Regions from separate parts of the Homo sapiens genome. Here region 1 is linked to region 2. Evidence: read pairs that join two places in POLR2A ChIA-PET (ENCODE). Cell type or tissue: HepG2. All regions are shown on one strand. Each heading gives the region's core, and the rest is flanking DNA. Links, peaks and the distances in the headings are about the cores only.

Region 1 (6,755 bases), core at 1,974-4,473, 160 kb after region 2:
ACTGGTTTTAAATTAAAATTTTAAAAATTTGATTTGGAAACCACAAATAATACGCCAGTGTCGCAAAAAGAATGGAGAGAAAAGGCCATTTGAATTTGACTACTTTTACTTACAAGAGACTTTTCCCCATCAAACGATTTCCCCATCCATTTATTACACTTCTGAAGTAGGATTTCTGAAGTCATCTTATGGCATGTAATTCTTAGTATAATGCACAGGATTCCTGTCATTTTGAAGCACGAGGAGAGGTTTTTGATATCTTAAACATTTTTTTAGTGTAGATGCACATATTCTCCACTTCCAATTGTAATAGAAAATCAGTTTAAGGATACCCTAATGATGCAAATGAAATGATTAGCAAACAACTCAAATTTAGGAGCCTTCTTTACAATCCATTGAGTGAAACAGATTCACAAAATAATTTGTTCAACTGAAGATTTAATTTATTATTAGAAAATGGTTTTAAACTCTGATCATTACATTGAAGAGTCAATGACTGAGGTTTTCTTACCTACTGCTCATCTCTTAGACAATAACTTCTTGAATAATTTCTACATGAGTGTCTGTACAAGCTTTTAAAAAACAGAATAAATTAAAGCCCCATTCACCAAACAAACCACCTCCCAATCTATTATGTTTTGTCACCTTGTTCACAGTTTAGACAGTTTGAAGAGATTTAAACGTGTTGCTAGGCAACTAGCTCCTGAAGCATAACGTATTTCCTTCAACATCCCAGCCCATTCTTTTTTATCATCTTCATACCTGATGGAGGAAAAAAAAAGTAATCAATAAGCAGCTTTAGTTCCATAGGTTTCCCTGTGTTCAGAATACAAATGTGGATCTTTGAAAAAACCCTAGTGGCTCTTACTCAGAAGAAGATGCACCTGCCTGGTAGAACAGAACTTAAATATCTCCCAAATATGCATTGTCTGGATGAGCATGTGCCTGAACTACTGCCACAGTATTTAATCTGGATGCCTAGGCAGTTCAGCATTCTCTGGGAATCAAAGACTGCAGAGAAGAGGAATAAATAGCTAAGCAGTTAAACATTCATTCACCTTTGAATTGATGAAGATGGCTGGTCTCTGAGTCAAAGTAAGCAGACTCTTGCTTAAGAGAAAGAACTGAGGAAGAGCAGGGACTATCGGTAGACTTAATTATGCCTTCAATTGTTCCTATACACTAGTGCCTAGCATGGCACCTGATACACAGCTGTCACTTTATGAAAATTTGTTCCCCTTCCCCTTTATTGTTCTGTTTGAGGACTACTCTTAGACTTTGCACTTGACTTAGGTAAGAACTGGTCTTCATCTCTGAATATTCAAGGTTATAAAGATACAGATAACTTGAATTCCCTTGTACGATGTGTGCTGAACATGTCTGCTCTGCCTGGTGCCTGGAATATTTTCTTTGTGTGGGAAGCTTCTAAATGCCGCCTTCTCTCTGAAACCTTTCTCACCTTCCTTAAGCACAGTTTGTTGCTTTCTCTTTCTCATATCATCCTTTATATGGTATTATAGCAATTATCACTCCATTTTAATTCCCCCCCCCATATCAATGTCCTCAAGCCTCAAAGGCATCTGAGGACAAATAATATATTAATATCTCTCCACAAATTGTCAAGACCTGGCACAAGACAACCCCAAATCAGCCAGGTGTGGTGGCTTACACCTGTGATCCCAGCACTTTGGGAGGCCGAGGGGGGCAGGTCACCTGAGATCAGGAGTTTGAGACCAGCCCGGCCAATATGGCAAAACCCCGTCTCTACTAAAAATATAAAAATTAGCCAGGCATGGTAGTGTGCGTCTGTAATCCTAGCTACTCCGGAGGCTGAGGCAAGAGAACTGCTTGAACCCGGGAGGCGGAGGTTGCAGTGAGTCAAGATTGCACAGCAAGACTCCATCTCAAAAAAAAAAAAAAAAAAAAAAGATTTACCCCAAATCATTCTGTGATGAATGGAGATTTAAAATAATTATTAAAATTAGCTTGTACCTACATAAGACATGCTCTGACTTAATTTCATCAATGTTCCAAATTAGTTCTCAATAATTGTACCATGCACTGATTTTTATGTAGAGGAAAGCATACAAAAAATATTTTGCTACTAATAAAGGGAATAACCTTAATTACATAAAATTCAGGGCAACAAATTAAGAGATAAATAATAGTTTTAAATGACCTAAAGAAAGTGACCACATTTAAACAATATGAGGTTAAGGTTAAATGAGGTTTAAAAATGTTTGCTTCCTGGCAGTTATATTTACTTTCAGCTTGGTCAATCCTAAATAATGGAATGATTTCAAGAAAAAAATACAAGAATGGAATTTTTTTTTTACGTATAGTAAGAGGGTCTATGTTGAGAATGTTGTATACTGAGAGTTTTCACCTCTGCATGTGTGGTTAGGGAGGTTCACTAGGAAATTGAGGGCAAATAGGCAGCCACGTTTCTCTAGATCGGCGGCCTTCAACTTTAACACACATCTAAGTCACCTGGAGGGTTTGTGCAAACACAGATCGCTGGCCCTATCACCCCCAGAGTTTCTAATTTAACAGATTTGAAGTGAGACCTGAGAATCTGCCTTTCTGATAAGTACCCAGGTGAGGCTGATGCTGCTTTGGGAACCACTGTAGTAGATTACAGGTTCTCAAACTTAATTGCCAATAGAACCAGCTGGAGATGTTAAAGATACTGATGCCTAGGTCCTACTCTCAGAGATTGAGTTAATTGGTATGAAGGGTGGCCTGGGCATCAGGATTTTTTAAAGCTCCCCAAGTGTTTCTAATATGCAGCAAAGTTTGAGAATCATGCTCCAGATCCTACCCCAAATTAGGAAATACCAGTCTCAAAATAGCCAAGCAGATAGTGATGAATGCCCCCCTCTTCTCTTTACCCAATCCAGTGGTTCCCAAACTTGTCTACACATATAGAAACATCCATGGATCTTTTAAAATTTCCAAAGCCCAGGCCATACTTCAGACCAATTAAATTGCAGTCAATATAAGTGGGATAGAGGTGTTAATATTTTTTGAAGCACCCTGGTGATTCGAACGTGCAGGCAACTTTGGGAACCACTGCTCTAATCGCAAAATAAACCACAATCAGAGAGGATCCCTCTTTTAGGTTCCCTAAACAATGTCAGGGCCACTTTTATAGCAGGAGATTCTGTACTTTCTTTTGCTGCCTGTAACTGTTCCCTGCAGGGGCAGCATGGCTTTTGATAACCCTTAGGAACCAGGAGGGCTTCAGGGAGGTCCCACTGATTGACAGCACAATTACTTAATATCAGTGTTTCTCAACCCTGGCTGCTGATTAGAATCATCTGGGGCTGGGCTCGGTGGCTGACGCCTGTAATCCCAGCACTGTGGGAGGCTGAGGTGGGTGGATCACCTGAGGTCAGGAGTTCAAGACCAGCCTGGCCAATATGGTGAAACCCCATCTCTACTAAAAATACAAAAATTAGCCGGGCATGGTGGTGCACACCTGTAGTCCCAGCTGCTCCAGAGCCTGAGGCAGGAGAATCGCTTGAACCCAGGAGCTGGAGGTTGCAATGAGCCAAGATCACATCACTGCACTACAGCCTGGGTGACAGAGTGAGACTCTGTCTCACCAAAAAAAAAAAAAAAAAAAAAAAAAAAAAAAATCACTGGGAAGGTTTTAGGAACTAGGGATGCTCAACTCTACCTCCAGAAATTTTGATATAATTGGTCTGTGTTAAGGCCCAGACACTGGTATATTTTAAAAGCATCCCAGATGATTGTAACATACAGCTAGGGTTGAGAATCACTGCCCATTTATATATTTGGTACCTGGCCCTGTTTTCCAAAAAACCCTAACCTTCCCGGCCTTCATTAGTTCATCCTTTTTTCCTACTGCTTCCAGCTTTTCCCCATCTCACTGTTTTGCTAATTCTAGCCTCTTTGCTCCGTGGAAATCTCATTTTTTTTCTCTTTCTCCCTCTTTTTTGGGGGGAGGAGGGAAAGTAGTTAATTTCCTTGCATAGCCACTTTTTTTCTTGCCCTCTACACAGCTAGTTAATATTACAACATGGGGAAATGATGTCTAATGCACAAATCATTGTTTGGTTAAGGTACCAGCTTTTCAGCCTTTTTAGTTCAGCATCTGGGAATAAAGCATCTGCTGGTTAAGGTATAGAACAAATAATACCCACTTTTCACTCTCAGGCTTAGTGGTATGCCTTCACTGATTAAGTATAAATGGCACTCTTCCAAAGCTGTACTTATAAACTTAAATGTGCAAACAATTCACCTAAGAATCTTGTTAAAAAATACAGATTCTCATTCAGTAGGGTCTGGGATTCTGTGTTTCTTTTTTCTTTTTTTTTTTTTCTTTTAAGACTCGCTCTGTAGCTGAGGCTGGAGTGCAGTGGCGCGATCTCAGTTCAAAATAAAATAAAAACAAACTTTTTTTTTAATAGCCTCACTAAAATGTTCAATTGAGTAACAGTTTCAAGTGTCATACTTAGGAGAACTGCCTGGCACCTCCAGGCAGGTAAAATGGATTGCTATTTTGACTTTTTTCATTTTAAAAAAGCATTTATTAGCTGAAGCCTAAAACAATTGGAAAGCTGTTTAAATTAGATTGAAAACAGAACTAATGAAGTAGTGGAAAGCTCAAGAGGTTAAATGTTTCTTTAGGCTGGGTACGTGGCTCACGCCTGTAATCCTAGCACTTTGGGAGATTGAGGCGGGTGGATCACCTGAGGTCAGGAGTTCGAGACCAGCCTGGCCAACATGGCGAAATGCCGTCTCTACTAAAAATATAAAAATTAGCTGGGCGTGGTGGATATGCCTGTAATCCCAGCTACTCGGGAGGCTGAGGCAGGAGAATCACTTGAACCTGGGAGGCCGAGGTTGCAGTGAGCTGAGATCCCGCCATTGTACTCCAGCCTGGGTGACAGAAACTCTGTCTCAAAAAAATAAAAATAAAAAAGTAAAAAACATAAAATTTTTTTTAGAACTCTGTTTTGTTAGGAAATAAACTACTCTGGAGCAAAGAGGCTTTCACTCTACTGGATGCCTATAGCATTATACTCTTAGAGCTGGAATGAAACTGAGAGTATCAAAGGTCCAACTCTCATTTTACAGTAAGAAACAGGCCTGCCCAGATGATTTCTTTCTCAGGCTCAGAGCTAACTAGAAGTAGATACTTGTTCAAGTAAGTGGCATGTACAGAAGTTCAATTAGGTTTGAAGTGTTTAGTCTACTACCAAGAAGTAGCTTGCATGTTGGGAAAATCTGGCTTATTGTTTACTACAAAATAGTTTATCAGTCATCTGATTTAATATGTGATTCTGAAAATTGAAGTGATGAGAACTTACTTCCATATGTCATTGACTTCAGTGGGTGCAAATTCTTTAGACTCCAGTTGAATCATAGCAAAACCACCAATTGCATACAGAGATCCAGCCAGGCTGACCAAACTGATGGAGCTTCTTTCTTGGGGAAATTCGGTCATTACATCCCATCTAGGTATCATTAAAAATATAGTCAATGTAAAACTTAAAGAAATGCCAGATGTACTTACTGAATAATTATAGGAAATAATAATTTAAAAATTCAAGTAGTGGCCAGGCAGCCAGGCGCGGTGGCTCATGCCGGTAATCCCAGCACTTTGGGAGGCTGAGACGGGTAGATCACCTGAGGTCAGGAGTTTGAGACCAGCCTGACCAACATGGTGAAACCCCACCTCTACCAAAAATACAAAAAATTAGCCAGGCACGGTGGCGCGCACTTGTAATTTCAGCTATTTGGGAGGCTGTGGCAGGAGAATCACTTGAACCTGGGAGGCGGAGGTTGCAGTGAGCTGAGATTGTGCAACTGTACTCCAGCCTGGGCAACAGAGCGAGACTCCATCTAAATAAAAAATAAATATTCAAGTAGCGGCTGGGTTCGGTGGCTCATGCCCGTAATCCCAGCACTTTGGGAGACTGAGGCAGGAGGATTGCTTGAGCCCAAGGAGTATGCGACCAGCCTGGGCAACAAAATGGACTGCCTCCACACACACACACACACATACACACACACACACACACACACACACACACACACACTGAGGCAGGAGGATAGCTTGAGCCCAAGGAGTATGAGACCAGCCTGGGCAACAAAATGGACTGTCTACACACACACACACACACACACACACACACACACACACACACACACACACACACACAGAGCTAGGCCTGGTGGTATGTCCCTATAGTCCCAGCTACTTGGGAGGATCTCTTGAGCCCTTGAGGTCAAGGCTGCGGTGAGCTATGATCGCATTGCTGCATTCCAGCCTGGGTGATAGAGCAAAACCCTGTCTTTAAGGGGGGAAAAAAAAATTCAAGGAGCACAGGCATCTAAAAGTAAATGACTAAGTTTGCTACTAGAAAATATTTGAAAGATGTAACTTCATTAAATATAAAGCCTTCAATATGGCAACCCTAAGGCCGGGCACGGTGGCTCATGCCTGTAATCCTAGCACTTTGGCAGGCCTAGGTGGGTGGATCACCTGAGGTAAGGAGTTCGAGACCAGCCTGACCAACATGGTGAAACCCCATCTCTACTAAAAATACAAAAAATTAGCCGATTTTTTTCTAATTATAAAAATAATATATGTACATTATAGAAAATCTGTACTCCAGCCTGTGTGACACAGTGAGACCCTGTCTCAAAAAAAAAAAAAAAAAGTTTGAGAAAATCTGGAAAGTACAGAAAGGTATACAAGAGAGCAGATATCTCCATAATCA
Region 2 (6,755 bases), core at 2,800-5,299:
GCTGCAGAGGCAGGGCCCTCATGGAGAACCTCTGCTAGGGCAATGCAGAAGGGAATTGTGGGGCCGGAGCTCCCACGTAGAGTCCCTAATGGGGCATTATCTAGTGGAGCTGTGAGAAGAGGGCCACCGTCCTTCAGACCCCAGCATGGTGGATCCACTGACAGCTTGCACCATGCGCCTGGAAAAGCCGCAGACACTCAATGCCAGTCCGTGAAAGCAGCCAGGAGGGAGGCTGTACCCTGCAAGGCCACAGGGGCAGAACTGCCAAAGACCATGGGTCCCCACCTTTTGCATCAGCATGACCTGAATGTGAGACCTAGAGTCAAAGGAGATCATTTTGGAGCTTTAAAATTTGATTCCTGCTGGATTTTGGACTTGCATGGGTCCTGCAGCCCCTTTGTTTTGGCCAATGTCTCCCATTTGGAATGGCTGTATTTACCCAATACCTGTACCCCTATCGTATCTAGGAAGTAACTAGCTTGCTTTTCATTTTACAGGCTCATAGGCAGAAGGGACTTGCCTTGTCTCAAATGAGACTTTGGACTATGGACTTTTGGGTTAATGCTGAAATGAGTTAAGACTTTGGGGGACTGTTGTGAAGGCATGATTGGTTTTGAAATGTGAGGACATGAGATTTAGAGGGGGCCAGGGGCAGAATGATATGGTTTGGCTGTGTCCCCACCCAAATCTCAACTTGAATTGTATCTCCCAGAATTCCTACACGTTGTGGGAGGGACCCAGGGAGAGGTAATTGAATCATGGGGGCTGGTCTTTACCATGCCATTCTTATAATAGTGAATACGTCTCATGAGATCTGATGGGATTATCAGGGACTTCCGCTTTTGCTTCTTCCTCGTTTTCTGTTGCTGCCACCATGTAAGAAGTGCCTTTTGCCTCTCACCATGATTCTGAGGCCTCCCCAGCCATGTGGAACTGTAAGTCCAACTAAACCTTTTTTTCTCTCCAGTCTCAGGTATGTCTTTATCAGCAGCATGAAAATATACTAATACATATTTCATGTTAATGGGCTGGGAGATTTAGTATTGTTAAGATGGTTTGAATATTTGTCCCCTTCAAAACTCATGTTGAAAATTAATTCCCAAAATGACAGTATTGAGAGGTGGGGCCTTTAAGAAGTGATTGGGTCATGAGGGATCTGCTTTCATGAATGGATTAGAAATGGGGTCTTGCTGTGAATGGATTAATGGCTTATGCTGGAATTGAGACTGTTGGCTTCATAAGAAGAGGAAGAGAGATCTGAGCTAGCATCCTCAGCCCCCTTGCCATATGATGCCCTGCATTACTTCCAGACTCTGCAGAGAGACCTTACCAGCAAGAAAGCCCTCACCAAATGCAGCCCCTCAACCTTGCACTTCTGAGCCTCTATAATTCTAAGAAATAAAATCCTGTTCTTTATAAATTATCTAGTTTCAGGTATTCTGTTATAGCAACAGAAAATGGACTAAGACAGATGGCAATACTTCCCAAATTGATCTACACATTCAACACAATTCCTATCAAAATTCTACTTGGCTTTTTTGTTGATATTGACAAGCTGATCTTAGAATTCATATGGAAATGAAAAGGACAATAGAATAGCTAAAACAATTTTGAATCTGAAGAAATATTAATAAGTAGGAGGACTCACGCTTCATGATATTAAGACTTACTACAAAGCTACACTCATTGGCTGGACATGGGAATGTGCACCTATAGTCCCAGCTACTCAGGTGGTTGTGGCCAGAAGGATCACTTGAGACCGGGAGTTCGAGGGTGTAGTGCACAATGGTTGTGCTTATGAATAGCCACTGCACTCCAGCCAGGGCTACATAGAGAGACCCTGTTTCTAAAAACAATAAAAAAAACTACAGTCACCAAGAGATTGTGGTGTTGGCTTAAGGAAAGACATATAGATGAGTGTAATAGAAATAATGAAATAAACCCATACATCTATACTAAGTGGGTTTTGACAAGAATGTTAATGCAATGGGGAAAGAGTAGAATTTTTAACAAATGGTGCTGGGATAAGTGGATATCCATATGCAAAATAATGAATTTTGACTCCCAAATTTATAGACACCTCACACCACATACAAATATTAGTTTGAAATGAATCATATAACTAAATATAAAAGCTAGAACTATAAAACTATTAGAAGAAAACTTATACATACATCTTTATTATCTTGGATTAGGCAACAATTTCTTAGATATGACACCAAAAGCACAATCAACCCAAGAAAAACAGATTTGGCCTTCCTCAAAATTAAAAACTTTAGTATTAATACATCAAAGAACACTATCAAAAAGTGCAAATACATCCACCGAATGGGAGAAGATATTTGTAAATTATATATATGCTAAGGATCTATAATCCAGATTATAAAGAATTCTTACAACTCAACAATAAAAAGACAGCCCATTTTTAAAAAGGGACAAATGATTTGAACTGATATTTCTCCAAACAAGATGTATAAATAGCCAATAAGCACATGAAATGATGCTCAACTTCATTAGCTATTATAGAAATACAAATCAACACTACAGTGAGATACTACTTCCCACCCACTAGGATGAGTGAAAAAATAAAGGGACAGTAATAACTGTTGGGAAGGATGTGGAGAAATTGAAACCTTCGTATGTTGTTAGTGGAAATGTAAAATAGTACAGCTACTTTGAAAAACAATTTGGTACTTTCTCAAAATGTTAAATATGGAGTTATAATTCTGTTCCTAAGCATATACCAAAGATAATGAAAAATATGTGTCCACACAGAAACCTGTGAATGTTCATAACAGAATTATTCATAATAGTCAAATGGTGGAAACACCCCTAATATCCATCAACTGATGAATGGATAAACAAAATGTGCTACTTCTATAGAATGGAATATTACTCAGCCATAAAAAGGAATTAGGGCCAGGCATGGTTGCTCACACCTGTAATCTCAGCACTTTGGGAGGCCAAGGCAGGTGGATCACTTGAGGCCAGGAGTTTGAGACCAGCCTGGCCAACACAGTGAAACTCCATGTCTACTAAAAATACAAAAAAAATTAGCTGGGCATGGTGGTGCATGACTGTAGTCCCAGCTACTTGGGAGGCTAGGCAGGAGAATTGCTTGAACCCGGGAGATGGAGGTTGCAGTGAACCGAGATTGTGCCACAGCTTTCCACCCTGGGCGATGGAGACAGACTCATCTCAACAACAACAACAACAACAACAACGAAAAGGAATCAAGTATTGATACATTCTACAATGTGAATGAACCTTGAAAACATTATTTGAGTGAAAGAAGCCAGATATAAAATGCCACATATTGTATGATTCCATGCACATGAAATGTCTCCAATGGGCAAATCCGTAGAGCCAGAAAGTAGATTAGTGGTTGCCAGGAGCTATGAGGAGGAGAGGACTGCTAATGCATACAGAGTTTCCTTCTGGAATGATGAAAGTGTTCTGAATTAGATAGTAGTGATAGTTGCCCAGCTTTGACAGTAGAGTAAAAACCATTGAATGCTACTGTTTACAGTGGCGGATTTTTATGTGTATTATAACTCAATAAAAAGATGATCTAATCCATGGAAAATGTGTCAATATGGCAGGTACATGGACTGATTTTAGACACTTTTAGGTAACTTGCCACTGCTTTTGTCCCCTCTCTCCTGCTTGCGAGTCTGCCTATTTATATTCTCTCTCTGTCCATCTGTCTCTGTCTTTCATGTCCCTTCATTCAACTGTGGCCTGCCCTTCTTCAACTTCTCTAACAGCCTCTACTGACATTGTATGAGAGCTACTGTGGGGTAGGAATCTTGGAAGTAAGATTGCCCTCTAAGAGCTAAATTTTACATCAACCAGTGGATTAAAGTGGGGATATATGAAATCATCTATAGCTCTGTTCTCAACCAGGGCTCTCCTGATCTCCAAAGATATGGGGAACTTGCCCCAACTTCAGTGGCCTGAGATAGTAAAAAGCCTTTCCCAAGCTTTCTGTGGGCTTTTTTTTTCTTTGTGGTTACCCAACTCTATTCCCACATTTGTGGCTGTTCTCTTTGTTTGTTCCTGTGTCAGAGTCCATGAAAAGATCTATTTGAATAAAACATCCTGTGAACAGTTAACTCTACTAAAGATTTGAGATGTCAAACAGGAGGGATCACACTTTGCACTGCATAGCTTTCTAACATCCTGCTCTCCTGCCACCGCTGCCAAGGCCCACTTACCACTGTATACTTTGTGGAGAGCAGCTCCTGCCAGAATAGGCCATGTGCTATACTGACCCTCTTTAGAATTTTAGCGAATTAAGTTTAGAATGACTCTTGGGTCAGACAAAGATATTAACATGCCTAGCAATTTGTTAATCAAAAGGCAGATGGTTTAACTTAGAGACCGTTGTTTGGTTAGCTTCTGATTGCAGGTAACAAAAGCCAAGCTGAGCTGGTTTAGGCAAAATAAAGGAAATTTGTTACAAGGCTGTAAGGATGTATTGGTCATGACTCTTAAGTAGAACAGTGTTCTGAATCAAGTTACACCACAATCCCCAGATACGGGAGACACAGTATTCTTCTTTTTATCGTAACTGCTGTGAGTTAGATTAGTCATTTGCAACTAAAGAGTCATGATGATACTCTTTGCAACTAAAGATTCATGATAAAATCAGCTTTGTTTGGCTTTATTTTGCGTGCAGAGGTTTGGTATGTGGTAGGCAAGATAGTGCCTGTGGTTGTAAACTCACACTTTAGTTTAGTCACCAAGTTCTCACCTCTACCTGCCTTAATTTAAACCCCAAGAAGACTTTATTTGGTCCTAAAGGCTTTTCTTTCAGTATCTTTCTCTTTCTGGAACCACGTGATTTTCTTGCTTCTGCCTTTCTCTCTACTTGTTTCATTCTTCTCCTCATACTAATAGTAAAAATAATAATAGCTAATATTTGTTGAGAACATATTATGTACCAGGCGCTAGTCTTAAATTCTTTACGTACAGTAGATACTGTTAATGACCCCATTTTGCAATTAAGGAAACAGATTCAGAAGGGTAAAATAATTTTATCTAGATTCATATAGTTAATATATGGTATGTTCAGAAAAAGTTCAGGTAGTCTGACTCCAGAATCCACACTCTTACCCACTCTGCTGTCCTACCTTTGTTATGCCTGTGGCCACCCATCGTTGTTCAAATGCCTTTCCTATTTTGGTGAATTTCCTTCCTTTGATGTCTTACCTCCTTAAGACAGAAGGCAGAATTCACTTTTTCAGCCACCCTTACAGTTAGAGTGCAAGCATGGGACAAAGACTCAGCCAATCAATTTTACATATGCCAGATTTATATTCTGAAGAGAGCAATATAAGGAAACAAACAGCATGTTGAATCAGTTTGTGTGTGTGTGTGTGTGTATAGAAAATGGCAACAACAGAGTACCAATTTCAGAGGCAACAGTGGCGAAGATTCAAGTATTCAAGTAAATGGTATCCAGTGGGGCAAGTTGTAAATGGGGCAAGTTGAGATGCCTACACAAAGCCGGTTGCCATGGGCCCTCACTGGAACCTCATGATGTGGTTTGTATGATGTCTTGCATATATAGCTTATAAGGATGACTATGGCTCTCTAGGAGATTGAGTCCATTACTTAATGCCCCTTAATTAATTCCTTTTCTGCCTAAATTAGTTAGAGTAAGTTTGGCTGTTAGTAATTAAGAACCTTGATCGATTAAAAGGGTAGGACCGTTTTTCCAAGGAGATCTGTTATGAGTTCCACTGTTTCATTTAGGATGCTTTAAATTCATATAACGGAACACCCAACTCAATCATCTTCAAAAATAAGGACATTTTTTAACTTTATAACAGGAACTCCAGGCTTCAGGTTGAGTTGATTAGCAGAATAAAGAGATCATCATTGCCTCAGATTCTCCCATTGTTTCTTCTTTGCAGTAACAGCTTCTTTGCAATAATAACTTCATTCAAGGCTGGTTTATCTTGTGGTCATAGCTGTTTGTCTGTCTTTCTTCCTTGTTCAAACTTAGCTTGAGAGTCTTTTGGATGTCTCTCCCAGAAGAACAAGGAAGAACTTTTCTAAAAGTTGCAAGTAAACCTTTTGTCCTGTTTCTTTGCTTTTTAAAGAAATAATGATTGACAATGGAGATACAAGTGTTCTTAAACCAATTAGGCCCACCCTGGGACTATAGTGAGTTCTCCAAATTATGTTGCTGCTGCTCAGTGGGAAGAGGTTGAGTAGAGTCAGTCATAGTGCCTACAGCCCCAAAAGATGAACACCCACCCACAAAGTTATCCATTTATAAACTGCCACTTTGTTAACTTTGAAAAATACTTTTATAACAAGCTGTTGGGATGGGTATTACTAGGAGATCTCTATTTTAAAGATGAGGATACTGAGATTCCAAAAAGTTAAATGACTTGCCCAAGTTTACACAGTAAGGAAGTGATTAAGCAAGGACTCAAATATATGCCTTCTGATTTCAAGGCTTTGTATTTTTTTTTTCACTTAATCATAGCTGTTCTTAGGATAACAAGAGTAAATTAAGTATTTGAAATAATTTCCAGTTATCATGCCAATATCGGAACTTCTCAGACGAATATCACTTAAACTGTTCCCGTAAGTCTTTAATAATCATTTTTTACAATTTATTAGAAATAAGAAACTCTGAAGAAGATCAAGTTCTCTATCTGCCTCTTCTACCTAGCAAAGTAGATCTCCAGCAGGTCACCATAATTCCACACGATGAGTGGAAAAGGATTCAAGATAGC

Evidence for each region. Peaks named below come from ENCODE experiments on the same cell type or tissue, not always from the same donor. Only the 100,000 strongest peaks of a DNase experiment are listed, where the experiment ranks them.
Region 1: POLR2A ChIA-PET joins it to region 2 with 10 read pairs; 3 of 35 experiments call an interaction of 5 or more read pairs at or near these places.

What each region holds. Positions count from the first base shown.
Region 1 is chr2:169,519,592-169,526,346 of GRCh38, reverse strand. It overlaps KLHL41 (kelch like family member 41), which reads right to left. Exons shown (of 6, transcript NM_006063.3): 5 at 5,340-5,486; 6 at 89-762. The coding sequence ends at 651. Among named protein-coding and RNA genes, the nearest start is that of KLHL41, 13 kb to the right of the region's middle. In HepG2, for the core only: no CTCF peak of the experiment used is centred there; no DNase peak of the experiment used is centred there.
Region 2 is chr2:169,681,118-169,687,872 of GRCh38, reverse strand. It overlaps CFAP210 (cilia and flagella associated protein 210), which reads left to right. Exons shown (of 9, transcript NM_001085447.2): 2 at 6,640-6,755. Among named protein-coding and RNA genes, the nearest start is that of CFAP210, 9.9 kb to the left of the region's middle. In HepG2, for the core only: no CTCF peak of the experiment used is centred there; a DNase peak (open chromatin) is centred at 4,092; H3K4me3 peaks cover 575 bases.